Linked DNA regions of Homo sapiens: regions 1 and 3 are each linked to region 2. Evidence: chromatin loops called from intact Hi-C (ENCODE). Cell type or tissue: Caco-2. All regions are shown on one strand. Links, peaks and the distances in the headings refer to the core of each region. The heading gives the core; the rest is flanking DNA.

The links. Peaks named below come from ENCODE experiments on the same cell type or tissue, not always from the same donor. Only the 100,000 strongest peaks of a DNase experiment are listed, where the experiment ranks them.
Region 1: it touches region 2 in a loop (14-fold over the local background); 32 of 110 quality-filtered maps call a loop at or near these places.
Region 3: a loop joins it to region 2, with 3 times the contacts of the local background. A loop is called at or near these places in 2 of 110 quality-filtered maps.

Annotation. Positions count from the first base shown.
Region 1 is chr2:48,724,207-48,732,627 of GRCh38, reverse strand. The region is part of intron 10 of STON1-GTF2A1L (STON1-GTF2A1L readthrough); the gene reads right to left. It overlaps LHCGR (luteinizing hormone/choriogonadotropin receptor), which reads left to right. Exons shown (of 11, transcript NM_000233.4): 2 at 1,330-1,401; 3 at 3,401-3,475; 4 at 6,878-6,952. Among named protein-coding and RNA genes, the nearest start is that of LHCGR, 27 kb to the left of the region's middle. In Caco-2, for the core only: no CTCF peak of the experiment used is centred there; a DNase peak (open chromatin) is centred at 6,727.
Region 2 is chr2:48,595,679-48,604,099 of GRCh38, reverse strand. The region is part of intron 3 of STON1-GTF2A1L (STON1-GTF2A1L readthrough); the gene reads right to left. STON1 (stonin 1) reads right to left here. Exons shown (of 4, transcript NM_006873.4): 4 at 5,587-8,421. Among named protein-coding and RNA genes, the nearest start is that of GTF2A1L, 18 kb to the left of the region's middle. In Caco-2, for the core only: CTCF peaks have their summits at 2,556 (motif pointing left) and 3,666 (motif pointing left); no DNase peak of the experiment used is centred there.
Region 3 is chr2:48,907,982-48,916,402 of GRCh38, reverse strand. It overlaps the pseudogene CTBP2P5. Among named protein-coding and RNA genes, the nearest start is that of MIR548BA, 150 kb to the left of the region's middle. In Caco-2, for the core only: no CTCF peak of the experiment used is centred there; a DNase peak (open chromatin) is centred at 4,113.

The DNA.
Region 1 (8,421 bases), core at 5,491-7,990, 130 kb before region 2:
CACAGGGAAAGGATGTCTGGAGTCATTCTGCCTCGTTGTAACCTTGTTCAGGTTACTTAGTCTCTTTGTGACCCAATTTCTTCTGCTATGTAAGAGAAATTCCCACCTCACACCATTGTTGAGTGAGTAAAAGAAGGTCACAAATGGGTGTGTATAACTCACATAGTAGCTTACAACTGTAGCAAGTCCCTTCTGGGACTGTAAGAAATCTTACTTTCATCTGCCCATCATGGAGGTGTTCTTTCCTAGAAGCTTAAAGCAGTCTCTGCTGCATAGACATGTTAAAAACAAGACAGCATCTTTCACCTTTGTTCTCATATTCCTGATACTCACATACTCACTTCCCACCTGAAATATCCTTGCCCACTCCCTTCCTCTCTGCCAGTCCTTGGGCCAAAACATTAAACCATTGTAGATACTCAATAAATGTTGGCTGCATGTTCGTCCCTGCCTTGCAGTTGCTTTCTCCTGAGTTATCTTAACCTCCAGTTCCTTTAGCATTCACACATCATCCTATACTGGTTTTGCATTTCTGAGTGTCACTCTTTTCTCAAATCTTAAGTACAGCATAGATTTTATTTCAATTTCAAGAATATTTAGATTTTTCCTGTGGGTATAAGTGAATGCCTGAAGGAAATGATCTCATAGACATTCCCCGCAAATGACATGAGATGCCCATGTGAGTTAACCATAGGATCAAAGTTGTCTCTTTGGAATAATATTGAAATAGGCTACCTGGGAAAGACAGTAGAGATCAAGATGGGAGCATGTTCTTAATGAATCTTCTGTTTTCCTGCCTGCATGATTTCCAGTTGTATTTTCATCATTAATGTCTCCACTCTACTCAACATAGTTTTTGTCCATCTTCCCAATCAAGTCTATAGGATCACTCTACAACTATTTAACTATATACTTGGTGCCAAGCCCTGTTCTTTACATGGATTATCCTGATTAATTATCACAATGACCCTGTGAAGTAGGAATTATTATTGCAATTTTACAGACAAAGAAACTGAGCTGGAGGGCTTAAATAACATGCTTAGAATCACATAGCCAAGTAGTGGGACAGCGAAGATTTGCGTCCAGGTATGCCTAATCTCAACGTTCACAGTCTTAACCGCAAAATTATACACTCTTTGATAAAGACCAAGAATAAGTCATGGCACATCTCTTCATTGATTTAAGTTAGAATCCTCAGCCTGAATCCAGTTCTTGGGAACTCTGAAGTCTCTGTCTCTCACACACATACACATACCCATTTTATTCATGAACTTAAAAGGCACCCTATCATAAATCTTAAACTCTTGGATTTCCTTTTTTCTTTTCTAGATCACTTGCCTACCTCCCTGTCAAAGTGATCCCATCTCAAGCTTTCAGAGGACTTAATGAGGTCATAAAAATGTAAGTAAGTTACTGCATATCAAAAGACATTCGTAATTGGAATAATGAATTTTTTCTAAGAGAAAACACATTTGAAAGGGGATAATTTTTCTAGGAAAGAAATTGTGTTTAGGATACTCACATATTTTTATCTTTGTAATACAAATAATAACTAGAGACCTTTGAAGAAAAGGTATGATTTTTAAGAGTCATTAAAATACAGATAATTAACCTTGCTTCAAATGACTGAATGCATTTTATAAGTGATGATATACCTTTTAAGGAGAAAAAAAGATAGATTCCAATCATAAAAATTCTCCTTCTGCTAGAGCAGCTATTCCCTTGTGTCACATTTTTAGATAACACCCACATAGGAAAAAAAATGTGTTGGAAATTTATTGTGCATCAGAAGATAATCTTTATATCTAAAATATAAGTATATGACAAAAACACAGTATTTATAACTATATTGATGAAAGGCATTTATCAAAAGTGTAAAGCACCTGGATAATGCAGTATGATCTCATGTTTGTCAGACATAACTTCGATCATTTGTTTCTGGGTTTCAGCTTCTAGGACCAAAGTTCCCATACTTGGAGAGAGAATGTTCTCAAGGGCCCAGTATTCCAGCATCTTTCTTAATATTAGCCTGAGTCAAAGGACCTCATGGCCATTGAGTTCTCACAGTGCATCTCCAATCTTAACAATCCACTGGACTTTGGAAGCAGATTTGCATCTCTAAAGAAGATGCTACAGCATTGATCTTAGCTCCTTTGGGAACCTCTATTGCCCTTTAGGGTATTAGTAAGCAATTAGAATATTTAAAATAATTCCTCAAGAATTACTGCATATTATAGGAAATTCCCTGCAGGTTACGGACTTGTCGGTTTACTTGAGCTTAACCCACACTCTTCTGCTCTCAAGTTGGAATGTTGAGTTTTGATAACCTTTAATGCATTAAGACCTCCTACTGAGAAAAGGAGCTACAGTTAAATAAGCAAACCAATAGGTAGGAATAAGATGAATCAGCCAAGAATAATCCATTCCTGTGTTGTTAAGAAAAGACATTAGCTACCTTAGGCTCTGCCTTTCTGTGGGCTAATGCTCTCATCAGTCTGAAGCCTTCAGTGAGCCTTAACCTTAGAAATAAGCAAATGTACAGTTTGTGAATTTGAGACTTTTTTTTCAACTGGCAGGAAATGGTAGCGTATGTTGGGATTTTAGGGTAACATTGGCATGACTTACATGCTTGCGAATCATATATGACAAAACTGGTTTCTTTATTTTTGTATTGTTTTCAAAAAATTCAATTATTCACTACTGCATTCACTTATTCATTCATTTTGTACTCTTAACGCTGTGCCAAGCAACATGAAGCCACCAAGGATTCAGAAGTGAATAGAATATACTCTTTGTCCTCAGTTTGCTCACAAGTGAGAAAAACAGTCAAGGAAGTAGGTAATTGTAATTCAGGATGGATACCATGTGCAGGAGTTGACCACCTTGCAACGGCCTCAGCACGAGATTTTGGGAAACTAAGGGTTAAGAGTTATGAAACAATTCAATCCATATTAAAGCCTCACTAGAGTGACAGAATTGGGACCCAGAGATCCATATCCTAGTCTTGAACCTTAATACAAATACTATTTGCCTCTCCTCTCAGGGCCTTAATTTCCAGAGCTGTAAAACAAGGGAATCTGACTAGATTTTCTCAAAGGGCCTATGCAATTCTAACAATCTGTGGCTCTGAGTCAGAGATAAATAAGAGAAAAACTTGTCACATAAACAGGGGCTACTAAAACTTGCATTTCAACTGCACTTGGGTTGTAGGTGCCCATCAGTGCTCCTAAAGGGAGATGTTAGCACTGTATGATTTGGGGACAACTTGCACATCTTTGTTCTTTTCAGGGGGACACAGTGGTGTCCCCAGTTGTTGGGTCACACACATAGCTCATAATCATGCAGACACGGTCATTTCTTTCATGTTTCTTTCTCTTTTTCCCCCTCCTCTCTTCCCTAGTGAAATCTCTCAGATTGATTCCCTGGAAAGGATAGAAGCTAATGCCTTTGACAACCTCCTCAATTTGTCTGAAATGTAAGCATCAGCTAACAGACAGTTTACTGCTGTACACTATTACCCTCACTGGCTGGAGCCCACTTGGTATTTGTATTCAAGCATCCACTGCTAGGAATCCAAAAGGAAAAGACTACAGCAATTACTAGGTCTGGGCAGGCACTAATTTTTCTCACTGCAGTGGCCTGTAGGTTGCTATGGTGACAACTGCTTCTCCCTGGGAGCTGTATAAACTCTGAAACATCACAACACAAAGATAGAAATTAAAATTGACATTATGAACTCCTGCCAAGTAGCTCTTGCCTATGGAGGGTATGGAGTACTTGGGATAGTGGGAAAATTTGGAAAAGAGCTTAGAGATCATAAATTGGTTCATTGGGGGCTGTTTTGGCACATTCACTCATTCAGTGAATGTTTCTTGAATACCTACAGTGTAAAAGCTGTGTGATAGGCATGTGTGTGTTGGGTTTGTTGGGTTTTGTTGTTGTTATTGTGATGTTTTGGAATTAACTCTTAGAAACAACCCTTGCCAAAGTATCATTTCCCCAAAAAATCACAAAAAGGATAGGAAAAGACTGGTTCAATTCAGTTTTCAAGTGATGAATCTGTGGCCTGAAGAGGTTAACCTATTTGCCTGACATCACACCGCAAGTTAGTGCCAGAGCTGAAATTAGAAATCAATGCATGTGACTTCTACACCAGGCCCCCTACTGCTGCTTTTACTCAGGCGCAAACCTGAGTTTCCAGAAGAGCACTCAAACTTTACCTACTTTGGAGTTTCAAAAGTTAGGGAAGGGGAAAAGTATTAGCATCAAACATTTTTTGAGCTCTGTGCTTGGCATTTCTTCTATGTTGTGTCATTTAATCCTCACAGCTACCATGCAGAGTGGGGGTAATTATCCCTTTCGTCCAGGGGAAGGAATGGAGGCTTGGAAAGGCACAGAAACTTGACCGATGTGACACTTCAGACCAGGGGTATCCAATCTTTTGGCTTCCCTAGGCCACACTGGAAAAAGAATTGTCTTGGGTCACACATAAAATACACTTACACTAACAATAGCTGATGAGTTTAAAAAAAAAAAAAAACTCATAATGTTTTAAGAAAGTTTACAAACTTCTATTGGGTCGCATTCAAAGCCATCCTGGGCCACATGTGGCATGCAGACTGTGGGTTGGACAAGCTTGCTTTAGACCATGGCAGGACTGGGGTTCAATCCCAGACTGTCTTTCTTCAAAGCTCCAGATTTTCCACTATACCACAGGGTCCCCCTATAAATGACCCAATGAATAATTACCTGAAGAGAATAATTAATTGGTAAGTACGTGAGCAACTACCATGTGTCCAATACAGGGCCAAATGCTGTTGGAATACAGAAGAGATAAAATATAAATGTCCACCATGAGATGACAGTGTAGCCAGGGAAGTGAGACTACTCACCAATTACAGAGAAATCCAAAATAATGAGTAAGTGCAAAAGACATAGTCTGGACTTAGCTGAGAAGCAGAATCACACATTGGGCTCATTACAATTACAGACGACAGTCCTATCCCAGACCTGGAAAGCTGCAGTTTTAACAGACTTCCCAGGTAATGCTAAAACACAGCTTATATTGAGAACCACCAGGGCAGCTAATGATAAATAAAGCTTCCCGTGATGCAAAGCAACATTCATCAACAGAAAGAAACATAAAGCACTCTCAGGGAAAGTTTATGGATTCCCAAAGAAGGTCCTAAGACTAGCATGCTAGCTCCATGAAGGCTTTTTTTGCTTTGTTCACAGCTGTATTCCCAGCACATAGAACGATGCTTGCCACATGTAGGTGCCCAATAAATGTTTGTTAAATGAATGAATGACTGGGCTAAGGTCAGGCCCCAAAATTCTTTTATTAAATTTCTTTTAATCTTTTTTTTTTTATACAGGGTCTCACTGTGTTGCCCAGACCGACCTCAAATTCCTGGGCTCAAGTGATCCTCCCACCTCCTTGCCAAGTAGATGGGACTACAGATGCACGCCACCACACCCAGCCCAAAAGACCTTTAGAGATAAAAGTCCCTTCCATCCCACCCACATAAGGCTCTATATGGCCTATGATTGTTTGACTCAGTTGTTGTAGAAATAATTACAACAAAATATCACTCACATCTGAAGAATCAAAAGGGCTGAGAAGATGGAAACAGGCACAAGTGGTGGGTAACTGTAGTGTGGTGGAACAAGCACTAAACTGAGGGTCAGAAAAACTGGGTCACATCCAAGTTCTGCTACTTCTCAGCTGTGTGACCGAAGACAAATCATTCAACTTCCTAATTTCAGCAACTATTATAACTATTGTTAACACTGGTTGAGGCCTTACTGTGAACCAGACACATATATTTATTCCTCAAAAACAACACTATAAGGAAACCAAGACACAGAGAACTTAAAGTGATATATCTAAGGTCATACGATTAGTAAAATCAGAATGAAAAACCAAGTTGACTCCAGAGCCCATGCTCCTAACCAATATACTACATTCTCTCTATAGAACAAGGTAATTATTATTTCCTCAGGTGGCTGTCACCTGGATTAAGAAACCCAAAGGCATTTACTGGCCTTTTATTTAATACAAAGTAGACAGGACTTAGCAATGGTGACTACTTTTTGTAGAGTCACAGTAATTAGGGGAATGAGGGAGTTGGGCGGGGAGGGCAATAACATCACAGTGGTGTATGGCTGTACTTTTATACTTTGCCAAACCCTGCCTCATATTATCTCTACCTGTTCTATTACTTAAAACCTACTAACCTGTGAGGCAGGAAGACTATGTAATATTATTATACAAATTTTACAGAAGAGACACTAGCTCAGGGAAGTTAGGAGGCTGGACATCATGACACAGCAAATTATCTTCAGCATGAGTATAAAATCCCCCAAATTCAAGCCTCTGGCTTTTGCCCTGTGCCATTCCACAGACTGGTGCCCCTCGGTATAACTGCTCATGTGATTGCCGGCCAATATGAAGAGGACGAGTTTGCTTACAAGGGAGAGTAGGTAATTTGCTCATCTCTCCTGAGAGGAGTCTCTCATCACCCTCAGTGTACAGGGTCCACAGTGGGGCAGAATCTGCTTGGCCAGGAGCCCTGGATGTCGGTGCTGTCTGTGGTGGGGGAGAGGGGTGGGAGGGTGCAGAGACAGACTCCCTGCTCTGATCCTTATACCCACCTCTTTAGAAGCTTGAGAGCAGTGCTTCCTGGAAATAGGGAACTGGCTCTCACCAAGCCATTTCCATCCCCAGAGTCGCTAGGGGTCCTCCCAAGCATATGAAGGTCGCCTGCTTTTGCTGATGCCATTTTCAGCCAGCAACTTCTGGTGACCATGATCTCACACATTTCAAACAATACACATCTATTAAACAGCAGCTTTTTTTTTCCCTCTCTCTTTACAGACTGATCCAGAACACCAAAAATCTGAGATACATTGAGCCCGGAGCATTTATAAATCTTCCCCGATTAAAATACTTGTGAGAAATTTTCCTTTTTAAGCAATTGGGGAGGGGAAGATGGGCATCTGATGAAAATCAAAACAAGGAAAAGGTTGGAAAGATTTTGTTTAACCATATACATGGCACTATTTGCATGTTCCTCTTCAGCCTTCTGATTTAAATTTAATTGTCATTTCTTGTCAGCCACCGAGCTGGGTGCTTTTACATACATGTAAGTGGTTCCCAACATTTTATCAGTCCTAAACACCTGGGAAGAACGTCACCCCTCTGTAGTGATTTTCAAGGTTGACAATGGGTATGGGAGATGGAGGTCATAACACTTTAAAAAGGGTAAATCAGAATCTCTGAAGTGAATAGAGAGTAGGTGAAAGTGAGAGTGGCAATTCTGGTCTGACTCTCATCACGGGTTAAGAGTTTCTGATCTCCTTTATCTCATTTTTTTCATTTGTTCATTAAATGAAAACTTTTTAAGTATTGCCTTAAGGTAGACACTGTGCCATATAAACTAAATCATTATTTTCCACTTCCCATTAATTCTAACTAAGTCTGTCAGTTAGCATTAGAAATTGAGTACCACTGTAGCCTGCCACAATCATTGCCTTGTCAGCAATACCAAAATTCCTGAAAACTATGAATTTATCACTATGGATCTTTTCACATATCAAGTCATCCCTATTCACAAAGAAAAATTTGCGTCTCCCTAAAACAGACATCCCTCTTTTTTCTTTAAATTTCATAAACTCCTCAGAGAATGTAAAGCCCACCTCCCATCACTGCCCAAAAAAAGGAAAACAGAGAGAAGGGACATCTCTCTGGTACTTCACGTCATCAGTCTTGCTCTGGGGCCTTCTATAAGAGCTGCTACTGGAACTGGCATAGCTCCTTTGTTAACTCTAACACTGAACAATTCCAAACTCAGGTGTTCTGTTTTTCCAAACCTCCAGGGTGTCTATAGGGCACATAAGCATACGGTAGCATCAACTACTTTGAAAAAACATAAGAAACTCCCAGAACCAAATTTGACCACTGCAGCCTCTTATTATCTAAGAATCATTGTCTTTATTAAATAGTATTTTCATCCAAAACTGTGATATTCACCCAACCCAAGTACACGTTGCAGTCTAATCCCACACTGCTATCCCCAGCTGTAGACAGAGCAGAGATCCAGTGTGACCTGGGCTTTTGGATAAGAAGGAGAACCAGAGAGAGCCAGAAGAGAAACCTGGCTTTGTTTCATTGTCACGAGGGTGACAGACAGTTCATATTAGTTGTCCAGATCCCATGACTGGTGAATCTAAAACTCCAGTGGGGAAATCCAGATGCCTAGACTCTGAGGGAGCCCCATTCTTGTAATAAAATACTCTTCAATTTCACCTATCACTTAAGCCTCTCTCCTCTTCAGAGGCTAAATAAAAGGTGGGAAGAAAAGAAGAGCCTTGAATAGTCCCAAACACCAAAACAATGTTTAGTGATTTCAATGAGATGCA
Region 2 (8,421 bases), core at 2,529-5,028:
GGTGGCACACACCTGTAATCCCAGCTACTTGAGAAGCTGAGGCACAAGAATCACTTGAACCTGGGAGGTGGAGGTTGCAGTGAACTGAGATGGCACCACTGCACTCCAGCCTGGGCAACAAGAGCAAGACTCTATTCCCAAAAAAAAAGGGGGCTGAAGGGATTCGTGCCATCCCAAAATATGCTGTTTTGGCATATTGATTATTTTAATCTGAAGGCACTTGAGAAACAGCTCATGCAGAAGGGCTCTGATATGGTATGGATGTGTTTCCCCTCCAAATTTTATGTTGCATTGTGACCTCCAGTGTTAGAGATGAGCCTAGTGGGAGGTGTTTGGGTCATGGGGGCAGATCCCTCATGAATGTCTTCATGCTGTCCCTGCGATAATGAGTGAGTTCTCACTCTGTTCATTCATGCAGAGCTGAGCCTGGAAGCTCCTCCTCTCGCTCCTGCTTCTTTCTCACCATGTGACATGCCTGCTCCCGCTTCACCTTCTGCCATGAGTAAAAACTTCCTGAGGCCTCGCCAGAAGCCAAGCAAATGCTGGTTCCATGCTTGAGCAGCTTGCCAAACTGTGAGCCAATTAAACCTCTTTTCTTTATAAATTACTGAGTCTCAGGTATTCCTTTACAGCGATGCAAAACAAACTAACATAGGCTCTCTGACCTCCTCATTTCTACCTAAAAACAGATCATAAAATTTTCCATGAAAAAGGTGCCTTCCCTGTACTAGGAAGAGAACATTCTTATCACCAGAGACTAGGAGTTGATGCCGAAATGGACTTCCACAACAAACTACCAAAACGACCCTGTCTTTCGTTAATTTCCCCCATGTATTTCCTAGGCACTGTCCTACAATTTAATGCCCCAAGCCCAAGCCCCTTTGTCTTGTCACATCCCCATAATTTATTGTTCTTTGCGTGAAAATGTATATAAGCTTCACGGCCTACTGTCTTCCTAGGGTCTTCATTTCCCTTTTGAAGACTGCCACGTCCGTGTAAAAATATTAATAAAATTGGTATGCTTTTCTCCTGTTAATCTGTCTTATGTCAGTTTAATTCTTGGACCAACAACAGAACTGAAGAGGGTAGAAGGAAATTTTGCTTCCCCTACAAAGCCATTTACTCCCTGAGTCCAAACCTGCTTGAGTTTGCTTCCATTGCTCTCACTTCAGTGACACTGTTTCTGTCAAGGTCACCATTTCCATGTTGCTAGATTCAGTAGTCAACTCTCAGTCCTCATCTTACTCTAGCAGCAGCATTTGAGGAAACTCATTACATCCTTTTTCACTTGACCCCTGGAATGAATGCCATTCTCTTTTTTCTTCTACTCCAGCTACTCTTCCTCAGTGTCCTTTATGACATTGCCCTCATTTTCCTGACCTCTAAACTCCAGGGAGCCCAAGGGCTCAATTCTCAGCCCACTCCTAGTGTATATTTACTCCCAGGTGATCCCAGTTAGTCCCATGGCTGAAAGCGCTGATATCTCTAAGAGGCGCATCTTTATCCCAGCCCTCTTTCCTGCCTTGTACATTCAATTGCTACTTGCTGTCTCCATTAGACGTCTAATAGGCATCTCAAAGTTAACACATCCAAACATGAATTCCTGATCTTTCTCCCCAAAACCTGCTCCTACAACACCCTTCCCCTCGTCCATAAAATCAACTCCACTCTTTCGTTGCTCAGGCCAAAAATCTGGCAGTTGTTTTGGTTCCCTTCTTTCCCTCACGCGCCACATCTAATCCATCGGCATATACTATTGGCTCCATATTTCAAATATGTTCTGAATTCAACCATTTTTCATCTCCTGTCACCACTCTCAATCACCGTCACCTCTCACCTGATGCTATCATCTGAATGTTTGTGTCCCACGCAAAATTCATATATTGAAACCTAACCCCCAAGATGATGGTAGTGAAAGGTGGGGCCTTTGGGAGGTAATTAGGTATGAAGGCTCTGTCCTTATGAACAGGATTAGTGCCCTTATAAAAGAGGGTTCAGGGAGCCCTTTTGCCCCTCCTGCCATGTGAGGACACGGCAAGAACGTGCCTACTATAAGAAACAGACAGGCACTCACCAGACACTGAATCTATTGGCACCTTGATCTTGGACCTCCCAGCCTCCAAGATTGTGAGAAATTTGTGTTGTGAGAAATTTCTGCTATCCCTCAGTCTCAGGTATAGCAGCAAGAAAGGACTAAGACACCTGAGATACTGCAATAGACTCTTAACTACTTTCTTTGCTTCTGCCTCTACCTCCTTTTTATGTCCACACGATCATCTTAACATGTAACAAAGTTCTACCCCTCCTCTACACAAAGCCTTCCAGGGGCTCCCATCTCACTCAGAGTAAAATCCATGGCCCACAAAACCCTAGGTGGTCTGCCTCCCCCACCTCCCCACAATCTCTCTGATCTCTTTCCACCTCCATCCCACCCCCTTGCTCACTCCGATATGGCCATCCAGCAGCCATCTGTCCTCTGTGATGTTCCTCTGACGGGTTAGCACCCCGAGTCCCGCACCTATGCACTAGCAGAGCCCTCTGCTGGACACACTCTTCCCTGGGGATCTGAGTGGCACTCTACCTCATTTCTTTCAGGTCTCGCTGCTAGAATGTCATCTCATCAAAGAGAACGTCCCTTACCAACCTATCTAAAATGGCACGCTTCTACCACTCTTTATTGTTTTACCCTGCTTTATTTTTCTGCATAGCAATAATCACAACTTGATATTTATTGCCTGACTTCCCCCACTATTATATGCTCTCTATAACAGCAGGAATTAACTGTTTTTGTAATTACTTGTCCCTAGTACCTAGAAAAATGCAGACATATAGTAAGCACTTAAGAAAATTAGAATGATCAGCAAGATGATTATTTGGAACGAAGGTCACATAGCATTTTGAGGTGACTCAGAGTGCCAAACTGGCAGCCAATGTCTTTAGGAAGCCTTCTGTACTTCAGAAGGCTTTGGGAATGCTGCGTGCGTACAGCTACACTCATAGACTACTCATGATATAAGACTTTTGGAAAGAGAGTGTCCTAACTGGCTTTACAAAAAACAACAACATCCACCCAGGGAGATTTCTGAGAGAAATACAGAGCCCATCTTGAAAAGAACAATATTCATTACTCCTTTCTGAGGACTGAAACAGAACCAAGGCTTGTCCCTGAGTCAAGGCAGCATGAAATATTCTCCTGAAAGCATATATCTTTGCTTGTTCTTACCTAAGAAGCTGAAAGTACAATCCTGGACTGGAGATTTTTAGAGACCACATTGACCTTGACACATGCCAAAGCAGGATGAATTAATTATAATATCTTATAAATCTTTTAAAGAAAGAAGATTTTATTAACTCTCATTAGAAAAATTTTGTTTGAAACCTGTGGAGAAGGAAGACACTGTTTTTCTTTCTCTGTAACAGTTAGAAATGTTCAGAGACAAGCATAGTATTTAAATCTTTCGGATGTGTAAAACTGTATTTGACAGCATTTTTAGACTAGGCATTAAGAATACTTTAATGTGTTTGTCTATTGCATTAATTTTAATTATACTCCACTGGACTCACAATGCTTTGAAATGCTTTATTAAATGCCCCCAAGATCTTGCACTAATCATAATACAAGCACCACCAAATTTAAATGCTTATATTTCTAGAGCTGGGTAGCATCAGCTTGCCCGAGAGCACCCTCTTCTGTTTAAAGAATGTACTGCAAATTACATTTCATGGAGTTCACAATTCTGGATTCTACAAAAGGGACTTCTCAGGAAAATGTCAACACGCACAGTCATATTATTTAAAGAAGCCACTCTTCCCTCTGAAGTTTGGAAGGCTGTGCGAGTGCAGATACATGAAGGGTAAGCAGCAAAACCCAGAGTCTAATGATGCTGTGCCTTTCTTCCCCAGGAAGTCTCACGGAAATGAACTGAAATATTTTAAAACTTGGGGCAATTAATCTAATCAGTTTTCCTTTTCCTTACAGAGGAAAATGATTACATTCCTTACAGATGATTTTAAAGGCACAATATTATCTGTAGCTTGTATCTATGGATTTTTGTAATTCAACTATTTGCTTCTTGACTAGCAACTCTGTCTTGCTTTAAAAATTAGTCAAATTCATATTTCATTGCCATTTCTAAGCAGGATAACAAAAAGTGCTTGTATCATATGACCTAGGGAAATATGTGGATAATTAGATTGAGCCCGTGAAATTCCCATCAAGAAAGGTAAATATTGGCGATTACATATGATTCAACAGAATACACATAACCCTGTGTTTTAGGGCCCTGGCTAAGGGTATAAGTTCCTTGGAATACAGTAGTTGCAGAGGATGGGGAGGGTCTAGGAGAGACAACATCAAAATCTACCCTGTGTCTACACAAAAGCGGTGGGACAGTCTAGCCAGAGTTGAGACAAAACAGGGAAGAATTGATTGATGGGATTTTGAGGACTGTTGTTACAAATATGGTCAGTTTTTGCCAGTCAATCCTTTTGCTGTTCCTGAAGAACTAGGGCCAAGCCTTGTGAGTGCTAGCAGTGGCTAAAATGGTGCTTCATGCTCTGTCTTCTATGAAGTACTGATGCCTTTTTGAAATATTAACTTTAGTAGCTCAATAAAAATTTAATTTCAACACAAGGCAGATTTCTTATAAAAAGGAGGGTGGAGAGGTTGTTAGGTTCGTCCTTTATAAGCACTGATTCCCTTCATATCTCCTACAGCCTCCCTCCACTCCCGCACAACTCTCCTCCACTCTCCCCCAACTCCCTACCACCCACACGTATATCTTACCTGATATATATTCTGTGCAATTTTGTAAAACTGGTTTTCTAAACTTTAAAAATGTGGCTTTTAGGTGCACATTAATTCTACAGGACTACTCTACAAGTTGCCAAAGGTTGAAAATTCCATGGAATTCTGTGGACAAAGTTTTTCCTGTTTTCAAGGAAAAATTGTGAAAGGCTTTGAATAGTGGTAATCTTATGCATGTATTCATTTCATATATTTCTTTTTTTTTTTTTTTTTTTTTTTTTGAGATGGAGTCTCACTCTGTTGCCCAGACTGGAGTGCAGTGGCGCAATCTCTGCTCACTGCAAGCTCCGCCTCCCGGGTTCACACCATTCTCCTGCCTCAGCCTCCCCAGTAGCTGGGACTATAGGCGCCCGCCACCACGCCCAACTAATTTTTTTTTTTTTTTTTTTTTTTTTTTTGTATTTTTAGTAGAGACGGGGTTTCACCGTGTTAGCCAGTATGGTCTTGATCTTCTGACCTCATGATCCACCCGCTTCAGCCTCCCAAAGAGCTGGGATTACAGGCGTGAGCCACCACACCCAGCCTCATATCTTTGTGAGTCATGATTATACCCTATTTTTAAAATCATCCTTTATAACATTATCAACTATACTTTGATGATGTCATTTTTCCAGGATATGCAAAGAGGTCATGGTCACTGACTCCTTAAGAGTGGAGCCTGACATATGCCTGACAGAGGGTCAATTGTTTAAGGTTATTGAAATTGATTTCATACCTTAAGAAAAAAAAATAGCCCCAGGTCTTGCAGAAGAAGATATAAATTCACAGCACAGTAAGAATAGTTTGAAATACATTTTTAATTTTTGAAAAATCAATATGTAATCTACAAAATATTTTGTTACATGATTAAGGCTCAACCTGTCTTATATTTGCATTGACAGAATACAAAACTGTATTTTAAGTAAGACATTATAATAGTCATTGTTAAGGAAGTCCTTCTAACTGACTTTATAAGAAAAGGGGCTGTATCACAAGCATAGCTCTGGAATGAAGGGAACTAACATCCTAGAACTGTCTAATATATACATCAGGTTGTAAAATTCCAGCCTTTATTTATGTGCTGGAAAGTATCTTTTTTACATATCTTTTTTTAGTGGATAAACTCTTGTGATTCCCACAGAAAAAGGAAATGTTCTTAAATTCAGATCTGCACAAATCATCTACCCATGAATTCATTTACACAGTTAATATGATCCTGTAACTGGAAAGGTGACCAGACTAGTCACAAACTGGTCAACTCCTTGGAAGTCTGCTCATTTGACTCCAAAATGGTCAAACTCACAATGGAGTGATCTAAGCAAAATGAATGCTAGAAAGGAATATTTCCTCCCTCATTCCTTTCCTTCCCCGCTTCCCTCCCCTAAAAGCAAGGGTTTTTTGAAGATCACTATTCCGGCAAGGGCAGTTCTACTTAATTTGAACCCTACCTGATTTTTCACCTAGAGTTCTGTAGTCACATCTGACCTTCTGCCAGTTCTGAGGTCAGAAGAATTGAATAAGCCTCCCCTCCCTACACAGAATGTTAATTTAACATTAAGTAATGAATATTTAAGGATCCTAATAGATGTGCGAATTAACAATTATGCTGTAACACCCTGCTGTTAATGCTATCAGCTTCTGCATTGCCACAGACAATCCATTTGGGCTTTAGTCCAGCTTTTGCTATTATATTGTCAAGACTGAATCTTGAGATGTCCTGAAGGCCCGGTGGCTTGTGAGTGAATAACCTGGGCAGGGAGGTACCCACAGATACTAGTCAACCTGTGAAGCATGAGGGGCAACTAAGTGAACCCTTTGCTGAATATATTTTGAGGTGTAAATAGTCATTAAGTTCATCCTAATCAGACTGTGAGTTCTTTGTGGGCAGGATGCCATAAAACACACTTAGAAAGGAATGGCAGTAATTAACCCACCTAACTTCACTGGGACTGTGGGCAGCATCAGTTTCGGCCGGCCTCCACATTCGTTCTGAGCAGACTGAAGTCACTGTAGAGTGCGCCCACACCAGATGATAAAGAAAGATGGTAGAATTTTTTTAATGACATACACACACAGATTTGCCCTACTCTACATCAACAGTGAGCCTCAAGCATATGATATTATAAGCAAGGCATCAAATGAAGTTAAAAAGAGCAATAGCGGCCGGGCATGGTGGCTCACGCATTTAATCCCAGAACTTTGGGAGGCCGAGGCTGGTGGATCACCTGAGGTCAGGAGTTCGAGACTAGCCCGGCCAACATGGGGAAACTCCGTCTGTAGTAAAAATACAAAAGAATTTTAGCCAGGCATGGTGGCTTGTGCCTGTAATCCCAGCTAGTTGGAGGCTGAGGCAGGAGAATCCCTTGAACCCAGGAGGCGGAGGTTGCAGTGAGCCAAGATGACACACTGCACTCCAGGCTGGGCAACAGAGTGAGACTCTGTCTCAAAAAAAGTAAAAAATAAAAACAGCAATAACAATTCCTTTCAACCAACCATCACCTATTGCATTCTTTGCCTTTACAGTAAAATAATGAAAAGCAATAAAATCTGCTGATTGATACAGACCATCATAAATGTTTGTCTTAATCTGTTTTTGAACAGATTTCAATGAATGTAATATAATATTAAATATTAAAAAAAACACATGAAATAAACTCTGTAGGCCAACACATAAATGTTGTTTGGAAGAACACTAAATCAGTTTTGACTCAAAACAAATCTAGCAAATAGAGAAAAATATCTCCTAATTATGTTTAAGACTCAACATAAATTGAAGGTATATTAATACCACATGGGGGAGTTTGTTTTTCAGACTAAAAACAATACCTGGAATATAGATTTCATAAATTTTAAAATTCTCACTTTTCACTGTAAATGCTGAAAGGAAATTATAAACAGAATTATAACTGCTAATGCTATTGACTTTTCATTAGAAACCAAACTATTATAGTCATTTACCTGACTCTGAAGAATAAAAATGTTGCCACTTAGAAATCTGGGTAAAATACCAAGTATCTTTCACTTTGCTCACCTTTTAATGAAAAATACTCTAAAATAAGCAGAATTAGCATAAAACAGCATGATAGCAGAACTAGTATAAAATAATCATAATGTGATTTAGACTTCTACTCAAGAGAGGCTTGTGTTCATTACAAATAATACTTTATCAAAATATGTCCTTAGAGTCTGTACTTTTGGAAAATAGTATTTATAAATTTTAAAAATTCATATTTAATATACACAAATATGTTAACTAGTGTCTAATACTCAGATTCCATTTTGAAAGGAATCCTGCCAAGTGAAAGGAAATATGTCTTAGTGATTTATACTAAAATATGTAGGACAACAGAAATAGCTTCTTTGCAGCACGCGCCAGAAAACAAACACATTTTGAAAATGACAATACAGTAGGAGAGAGACAGGTACCAAATATAGCCAATTATTATTTACCAACGGTAAGAGGACAGGTAAATAAGTAATTCAAAAGCACAGATACTTCCAGATCTACATTTTAGCCTGTGGTTTCAACATCATTCTACACCTAGCCACATTTCAGAGGCAAGAAAGAGGGAAAATTAACTATTTTGGTTTATGTCTCCTTTGATTCCCTTACCCTCTAGTACAGACACTAAGCA
Region 3 (8,421 bases), core at 2,708-5,207, 310 kb before region 2:
AGTCCACGCAGGAAATCCACCAGAATGTTTTAAATGAAGCCGTGGGCGCCATGACGTACCACAAAATCACCTTCTCCAGGGAGGACCTGGAGAAGTTCAAGGCCCTAAGAGTGACTGTTGCAGATAGGCACTGGCCACGACAATGTGGATGGACATCAAGGCTGGCTGTGAGCTCGGGATTGCTGTGTGCAACATCCCTTCCGAGCCGAGGAAGAAACAGCCGACTCCACCATCTGCCACATCCTCAATCTGTACCGGAGGAACCGTGGCTGTACGAGGCGCTGCGGGAAGGCACGTGGGTACGGAGCCTGGAGCAGAGGTGGATCCGGAGCAGCCTGCATCCCTGCGAAGACGCTGGGCCTCTTCGGCTTCAGTGGCACGGAGCAGGCAGTTGCAGTTCGAGCCAAGGCCTTCGGATTCAGTGTCTTACTTTATAATCCCTACTTGCAGGGTGGGACAGAGCAGTCCCTGGGCCTGCAGAGGGTCTATGCCCTGCAGGATTTGCTGTATCAGAGTGACCACCTCTCCATGCACTGCAGTTTCAAGGAACATAACCACAACCTCACCAATGACTTTACTGTAAAGCAGATGGGGCAGGGAGAATTCCTTGTGAACGCAGCCCGTGGTGGCTTGGTGGACAAGAAAGCCTTAGGACAGGCCCTCAAGAAGAGCAGGATAGAGGCGCAGCCCTCGACATGCAGGAATCAGAGCCCTTTGGCTTTGCTCAGGGTCCGTTTAAAGATGCAAGGAATTTTATCTGTATTCCCCACACTGCCTGGTACAGTGAGCAGGCGTCACTGGAGATGAGAGGCAGCTGCCACCGAGATCTGTTGAGCCACCACAGGTTACATTCAGAAAGCTTAAGAAACTGTGTGAACAAGAATTCTTTGTCACATCAGCGCCTTGGTCAGTAATAGACCAGCAAGCAATTCATCTCGAGCTCAGTGGTGCCACATACAGGTATCTGCCAGGCATCGTGGGTGTGGCTCCAGGAGCACTCCCTGCAGCCACGGAAGGGATCATCCTTGGAGGCATCCCAGTGATTCACAATCTCCCGACAGTGGTACATCCTTCCCAAGCTCCCTCTCCCAACCAGCCCACAAAACACGGAGACAATCGAGAGCACCCCAACGCACAATAGCAGAGAATGCCAAAAGGTAATCATTCCAATACACTTGGGACCAAGAGAGTGAACAAATAGATGGAATAAAATAATTTGACGGTCTTTTTAACTGATTCTGGACATATCCATCATTGATGTTGCAGTGTTAAAACTACAAGAGCTAGAAAACTGAAAATGTCATCTGCTTGTGGAAGTGCTGAAAGACTAGGATGTGATTTATTAACAACCAACTTCTGTTATTGTGTGTTGAGTTTTTCATCCGTGCATGAAATCACACAAAATAAACAGAGCTTTTTCCTTTGTCAGTCCCTTGAGCATAGCAGGTCCTGACACCCTGTTCTAGAATATTGCATCAGGAGTTCAAACATCAAAATAAAAAATATTAAGAGGAAATCCTTATCCTGTGACTCTGGTCCCCTCAGTCTACAGGGGCTGGTTGCCTCTTTTTGCTAATAGGAAGATTGCATTACTACAAAATGGGGAAGCAAACTGTTTGCCTGTGGTAGACACTTGACACATAGGATTGAAGACAGTACAGGCTCCTGTACAGAGAAGTGTCTCTCACATCTGAAATGCCTACTGAGCAGACAAGTTGGTTGTTTGGTAAAACCCTCTAATGATGAAAAAAGTGTTAAGTTTCACAAGCTGTTTGTACTCAAATATATTTTCTCAGTTTCAGATCCTCTGCTATTTTATTGAGTGGAAAGACTTGAACTAAAAGGTTTAAGAAGATAATGTTGCATTTCCTTATGTCTCAGGAAACACTTTTTATGGTAACTTGTCAGATTGCCCATGAGCAAACCCACTTTTTTAGATGTTGATAAAGTCTTCTTTTCTTCATGTGATACTTCATACAAGAACACTTCAGATGTGTTAGATGTGACTGATTTTAACAAATCCTATTAGATTTGTGTCAACTAGTTACATGTTCTATTCATAGTCTTTTGTGAATCATTGCCTTTTTGTTTAAAAGGATGGCCTGTTTTGAGCCTTTGTATAGGTACCTTCCTGTTTTTGTGACAAACAAGATTTTAAAATTGTCCTAAACAGAAAAATAATGGCTATCAGAAGTATGTTTTGTTTTAGTTTGAGTTGCTATTACTGTACTTATTGTAAAGCTGGACATTTAGCATTCACTGCCATTTTTAGTAAAACGTTAATTTTAAAAAATATAGTGTCATAGACCTGACAAAGAGCTCATATGCAAAATAAATAAGGAATGCCTATTTTTATATTGGATTGCTAAATAATAACCCAATATAAAAATAGGTAAGGAGCTTACACAGTCACTTAACAAAAAGAATATTCAAATGGCTTATAAACATATGAAAAGTTACCTAGCCTTATGAGTTCCTTATGGAAATGTAAGTTAAAAATACAATGAGATGTCACTTTATTCCCACGAATATAACTAAAATTAGAAAGATCAACAATATCAAGCATTGGTGAGAATGAGGAGGAACAGGAACATTCATATCCTGCTGTTACAAGAAGAAACTTGTACAACCACTTTGAAAACTGTTAGTGCTTTTTTTTTCTAACAATGCAATGCCTAAATCTGTACCAATAGAAATGGACACACACAAACACACGGACACACACAACCCCAAATGAATGTCTGAGAATCTTCACAGCAGCATTATTCATAACAACCCTAATATCCAGTAACAGAGGATGGATAAATTTTGGTGTATTCATATAATAGAATACTGCAAAACAATCAAAATTAGCGTATTGCTGCTACATATAACAGTATGTATGCATCTCATGATTATAGCTCTTTCAGAGAAGTTAAACACAAAAGTATACATACTTTATGCACATCAATGGCCATATATGATTTCATTTATATGGTATATGAGCACTAGCAAAACTAAGTTATGATTTTCAAAGTCGGAATGGTGGTTGCTTTGAAGAATTTGGAGGGAGAGTGATTGGAGAGCTATAGAAAATGTTCCTGGGATGCTGTTACAAGGGCATTCACTTTTTCATAACTTAATTGAGCTACACGCTTTTGATTTGTGCATTTTTCAGCATGCATCCCATACTTCAATTTTAAATTTCATTTAAAAAAGAAAAAAAACTTCAACAGCCAAAAGTATTTTAAGTTTATTTCTATCGGATTGAGCCACTGGAATTGTGGAGTTTATTGCAGCAGCTAAAACTATCCTAACTACTACAGAACTTTAGAGGTCATCAACAATCATTTTACAGATAAGTCAACTGTGGCCTAAAAATTAAGGGACTTAACCAATGTCACAGAGCTAGTTGTCTATTAGCCTCCAAATCCAGTTATTTTTTCTTTTTCACTATGTTTCACTGCCTCAACTTAATGTGCACACCACTTAACACTCTCATCCCTCTTGGCTCCCAATAAACAAACCATAATAATAGAAAGTGTTATCTACCCACTCAACAGACAATTTCATATGATAGTACCTACTGCAATTGCTTCTGAAATTACCCAAATGTCTTCCTGTAAACCTTAGTAATTGAGTTTGGCATATAACACACTTTGAAAAAGAAATAATACTTTTCCCAAATCGAAAACTTTAATTTATTTATAATAATTTATAATTAATTAATTTAGTTAATTCCAAGTGTTTTGCTACCCCTAAATCATGCATCTATTTTGTAGTTTTTTTAACCTATTAGCGTTGTGATGGATTAGATGTCTCAATTAAGCCAAATGATGCCCTATAATGTCCCTAAAGAGTGGTATGAATGGAAAACTTTAAAATAAACATGTCTGGACAAAAATCAAATATATGAACAAAGAAAATCATATGTTTTAGACACTCAAAAGAGCAAACTACAGAACCTTAGGAATCTTTTAAGAGAAGGTTTCTTAGGAAAAGGATTCTTAGGAAAGATTCTTAGGAATCTTTTAAGAGAAGCATTTCTCGGCATTTGTCTTTCAGTGAAAATCTCAGCCAGTCCTAGGCAGCTGTCCCCAGTTTTCAGCTTAAGTGAGACACCCACTGGAGGCTGAGAGAGTGGCAGAAGAGAACCCAGTCCCACACTTCATCTTCCCCAGCTAAGACTCCTGTTCTGGAATATGGGAGTCACGTTCAGAGTCCTTCAAGTAAGAGTTGTGTTGATCTCATCTCAAAGAAAACTCAGCAGAATAATTTTGTGGAACAACGGTGAAGCCGGCCTTCCCAGTTTCTCTCCCTTTTTTTTTTTTTTTTTTTCTGAGACAGGGTCTCACTTTGTCACCCAGTCTTGAGTGCAGTGTCACAATCACAGCTCACTGCAGCCTCATCTTCCTGGGCTCAAGTGATCCTCCCACCTCAGCCTCCAAGTAGCTGGGACCACAGGCATGCGCCACAATGCCCAGCTAATTTTTGTATTTTTTGTAAAGATACAATTTTGCCATGTTGCCCAGGCTGGTCTTGAACTCCTGGGCTCAAGTGATCCTTCCACCTTGGCCTCCCAGTGCTGGGGTTACAGATGTGAGCCACTGCACTCAGCCCCCAGTCTCCATTCTTGACTACACCCTATCTTCTAGTATGTTGCTGTATAGATTGAATTGTGTCCCCTCAAAATTCACATGTTGAAATCCCAACCCCTTGATGTAACTGTATTCGGAGATAAGACCTTGAGGAGGGTAATTAAGGTTGAATGAGGTCATAAGGGTGGGCACCTAAATATGATAGGACTGGGGTCCTTATCAAAAGGGGAAGAAACATCAGAAATCTCTCTCTCCCTCCACATGCACAGAGGAAAGGCCATGTGAGGACACAGCAACAAGATGGCTATCTGCACTAGGGAGAGAGCCAGTATGAGAAACCGAATCAGCTAGCACCTTGATCATGGACTTCCCAGCCTCTAGAACTGTGAGAAAAAATAATGTCTGTTGTTTAAGCCACCCAAGCTTAAACATTTTGTTATGGCAGCCCAAGCATACTAATACACTTGCTAATTTGGGCAACTGTGTTGCTGCCAGATCATTTCTGGGCAAAATCCTTTCTTAGTGACATTTGCATCTTCAGAGGGAGCACTTAGAGACCCCAAACTCTTCATTATCAAAAAAGATTGATCCCAAATGGTAAAACTCTAGTCATCATGACAGATCTTGCAAGGAGTTATGTGTAGAAAATAGACTGGCAAGTTTAGATGGAGACAGATCAAAGAACTTTAAATATCTAGCTAAGAAGTGTGGAATTTATTTCAGAGACAATGATGAGTCACTGAATGTGAGAAGAAGCTATCATGGCTAAAGCTGTACTTTGGAGAGATAACTCTGCCAGCAGTGCAGAAAATTTTTATTATTACTATTATTTAAATGATTTTTATAATAGCTAGCATTGATTGAGCACTTACTCTTTGTCGAGCACTCTGTATGCATTATCTCTACTTAATTAAGTGAGGGAAAATTGTAAAAAAGACTAAAATGGACCAAAAAGATTACTGAGTATTATAAATGGAAAACAAGCCATGATCTGGGTTATGATCATTTTTAGCTATTCCTCAACACTGTAAAATGCAGAAAACTGACAACGATGCAAATAACTTTCATCCACTGAAATGCAAATGAATCTGCCCAGCGGAATGCAATCGATTGTTGCCTTTTAATAGACTCAGCTTGCACTTATTTGTACATTCATTTCGGCATTCCTTATTGCCTATATTATGTGTGGTTCTTTGAATTGTTCTGTAAGCCAGTTATGTCATCTCACTGGTTCCCTCATTTATTGATGAGTTACATAAAATCTGACATACTTATTATATATAAAATTGGTATTATTATCTCCAATTTAAAGATAAAGAAACTGAGGCTTTGAGAAAGAAAACCTGCCAAGTTCACATGGTGGCCTTCCAGTCAGAATGGAAGATTAATAGACTTTTCTGACGACCAGATTGGCTTCCATATGCCCTATTTCTGGAGCTTGTCTTTGAAGTCCTCCCCATCATCCCTCTGCAGGGAAGTCTCCCTTCTGTATCATATTATGCCACCATCCACAGTGCTCCCGCCATTGCCTGACCCATCTGACCAAGTAATAACTGTAAACCAATAATGGAAAAGTAATCACAAGAATTGCTATTCTGTAAACTGGATTTGGAGAAACATAGCCTCCATTTTTTTAATATATTCTGTCACCACCTTTGTGTGTAAGTAGGTGGAGGAGGTGGGGACAGGTGGAATGGCAGGAGGAATGGTCGACCACTTACAAACACTGCCCACCATCATAAACAGAGGCTCTACTTCTCTGCCTCTAATGATAGCAGTGGAAATATTAAAGATACTATTCATAATGATGATTCCTAATCATTCACACTCACATATTCCTAGTACTACAGATTTATAGTCTAAATGAAATCATAACATGATTCCCAAATGAAATAGTAACATGACAATGATTCTCTTTAAATATGTGTACTACTATAAGTTTTAAGTGCTTTCAGAGTACTATTATGAAATAGCCTTAGGAAATAGGCCAAATTTATATTATTACTCTCTCCATTTTACAAGTTCCATACAAGTGAAGGGACTTACCCAAAGTTGGCCAGTAAGACATTACAAAAACTGACTTTTTCCTCCTTAATCCAGATCAGGTCTTTCTGACTATCCTAAAGTGCACCATCCCATCTCATCTTTCTTTCCCCTTACACACATATACAACACATATGCATATATGCACACACAGTATTAACCTTAGCCCACATCAGCAGGTCAGTACTCACAGCCTCATAGACATTCCTTCTACTTTCCACAATCCCACCCATTCCCCAAACCCCACAGCTTTAGGCTAAACCCTCCTCCACTGGGTCTTTGGAGATGGAGTTTCACTCTTGTTGCCCAGGCTGGAGTGCAGTGCCCCGATCTCAGCTCATTGCAACCTCTGCCTCCTGGGTTCAAGCAATTCTTCTGCCTCAGCCTCCCAAGTAACCAGGATTACAGGCATGCGTCACCATGCCCAGCTAATTTTTTGTATTTTTAGTAGAGATGGGGTTTCACCACGTTGGCCAGGCTGGTCTGAAACTCCTGACCTCAGGTGATCTGCCCACCTTGGCCTCCCAAAGTGCTGGATTTACAGGCATGAGCCACCGTACCCGGCCCTCCTTTGGGTCTTCATTTACATGTTTCTTCTTCCACCATCCTGGACTGGACGAGCTGCGTCTCCCACTTGCTTCCATGGTGTCCTACACTTCTCCCATGAGAAAATTTGTCACATTACAATGCAATTGCCTCTTTACTTTACTATGTCACCTAATAAATTGTGAGCTCCACAAAGGCAGAAACATAGCATATTGAAGATGATCAATAAATGCCTATTTCATGTTTAAAAGAACCCGTATGGTGTCTTTAAGAACAGATCCAACCTCAGGCGAGACCCAGGTCTTCCCTGAAGTCTCATATGGAAACCAATAGCTGGGCTCAAGCATGGCTTTGAGTGAAGCTGAGTAGTCAAGTCTTGAATTTCCAACAAGCAATGTTTTCTAAGAGAAATAAATATGCCCCTCAGGGCCAGCATTTCCCCAGGCCCAAATACATTCCAAAAAAAAACAAACTAAGCTCTTCCAAAAACTGCTTACCAGCTTGCAGCCACCAAGGGAGTCACTCACTTATGTCTTCAGGGGTGTCAATAGGAAAACATTTTGCCCTCGGCTGTGTCACTGGGGAATGGGAAGAGTCAGGTCTCCTGCCTTGGCTGGGAGGGAAGGTAAATTTAACCTGAATTCTCTTTCCTGCCTCTGAGATCTGGCTTCTCCTCTCTGACTACCCAAACCTCCCCAGTCTTTAATAAAATTACCTAATATTCATTCAGCTTTTACTATGTGTCAGGCACTGTTTTCAGCACTTGAGATATACCAATTCATTTAATCCTCAAAACAATCTATGAGGTAGGTGTTACTATTATTCCTATTTTTATAAATGAAGAAACCGATGCACAGAAAGATGCAGAAAGCCACCAAGGTCACTAGTAAGTGGCAGAGTTGAGATTCATACCGTTTAAGTCTGGCTTTTATCTGCCTTGAGGACTATTTTGGGCCCCACTAGTTCAGGACTGTGTCCTCCAAGAAACCTACCTGACCACTTCATCCCAGGCATCAATTCTGTCCCCACTCTGAAGGCTTCTAGCAATTACTTTCAGCACAATCTAATGGGTAATTAACTCCCCTTCTGGTGTTCTAGTGTGGAAGTCAAGGCTAAAAGATGCTGTCCCCTCATCTGCCTTTAGCCCCAAATGGGAACTTCACTATGCATAGTATTTTGTCTTCACAAAAGGAATGGAGGGGTTGGTCAAGTGAGGATGAGCTTCGGCTATGCAAAAGGACAGCTTCTTACTAGC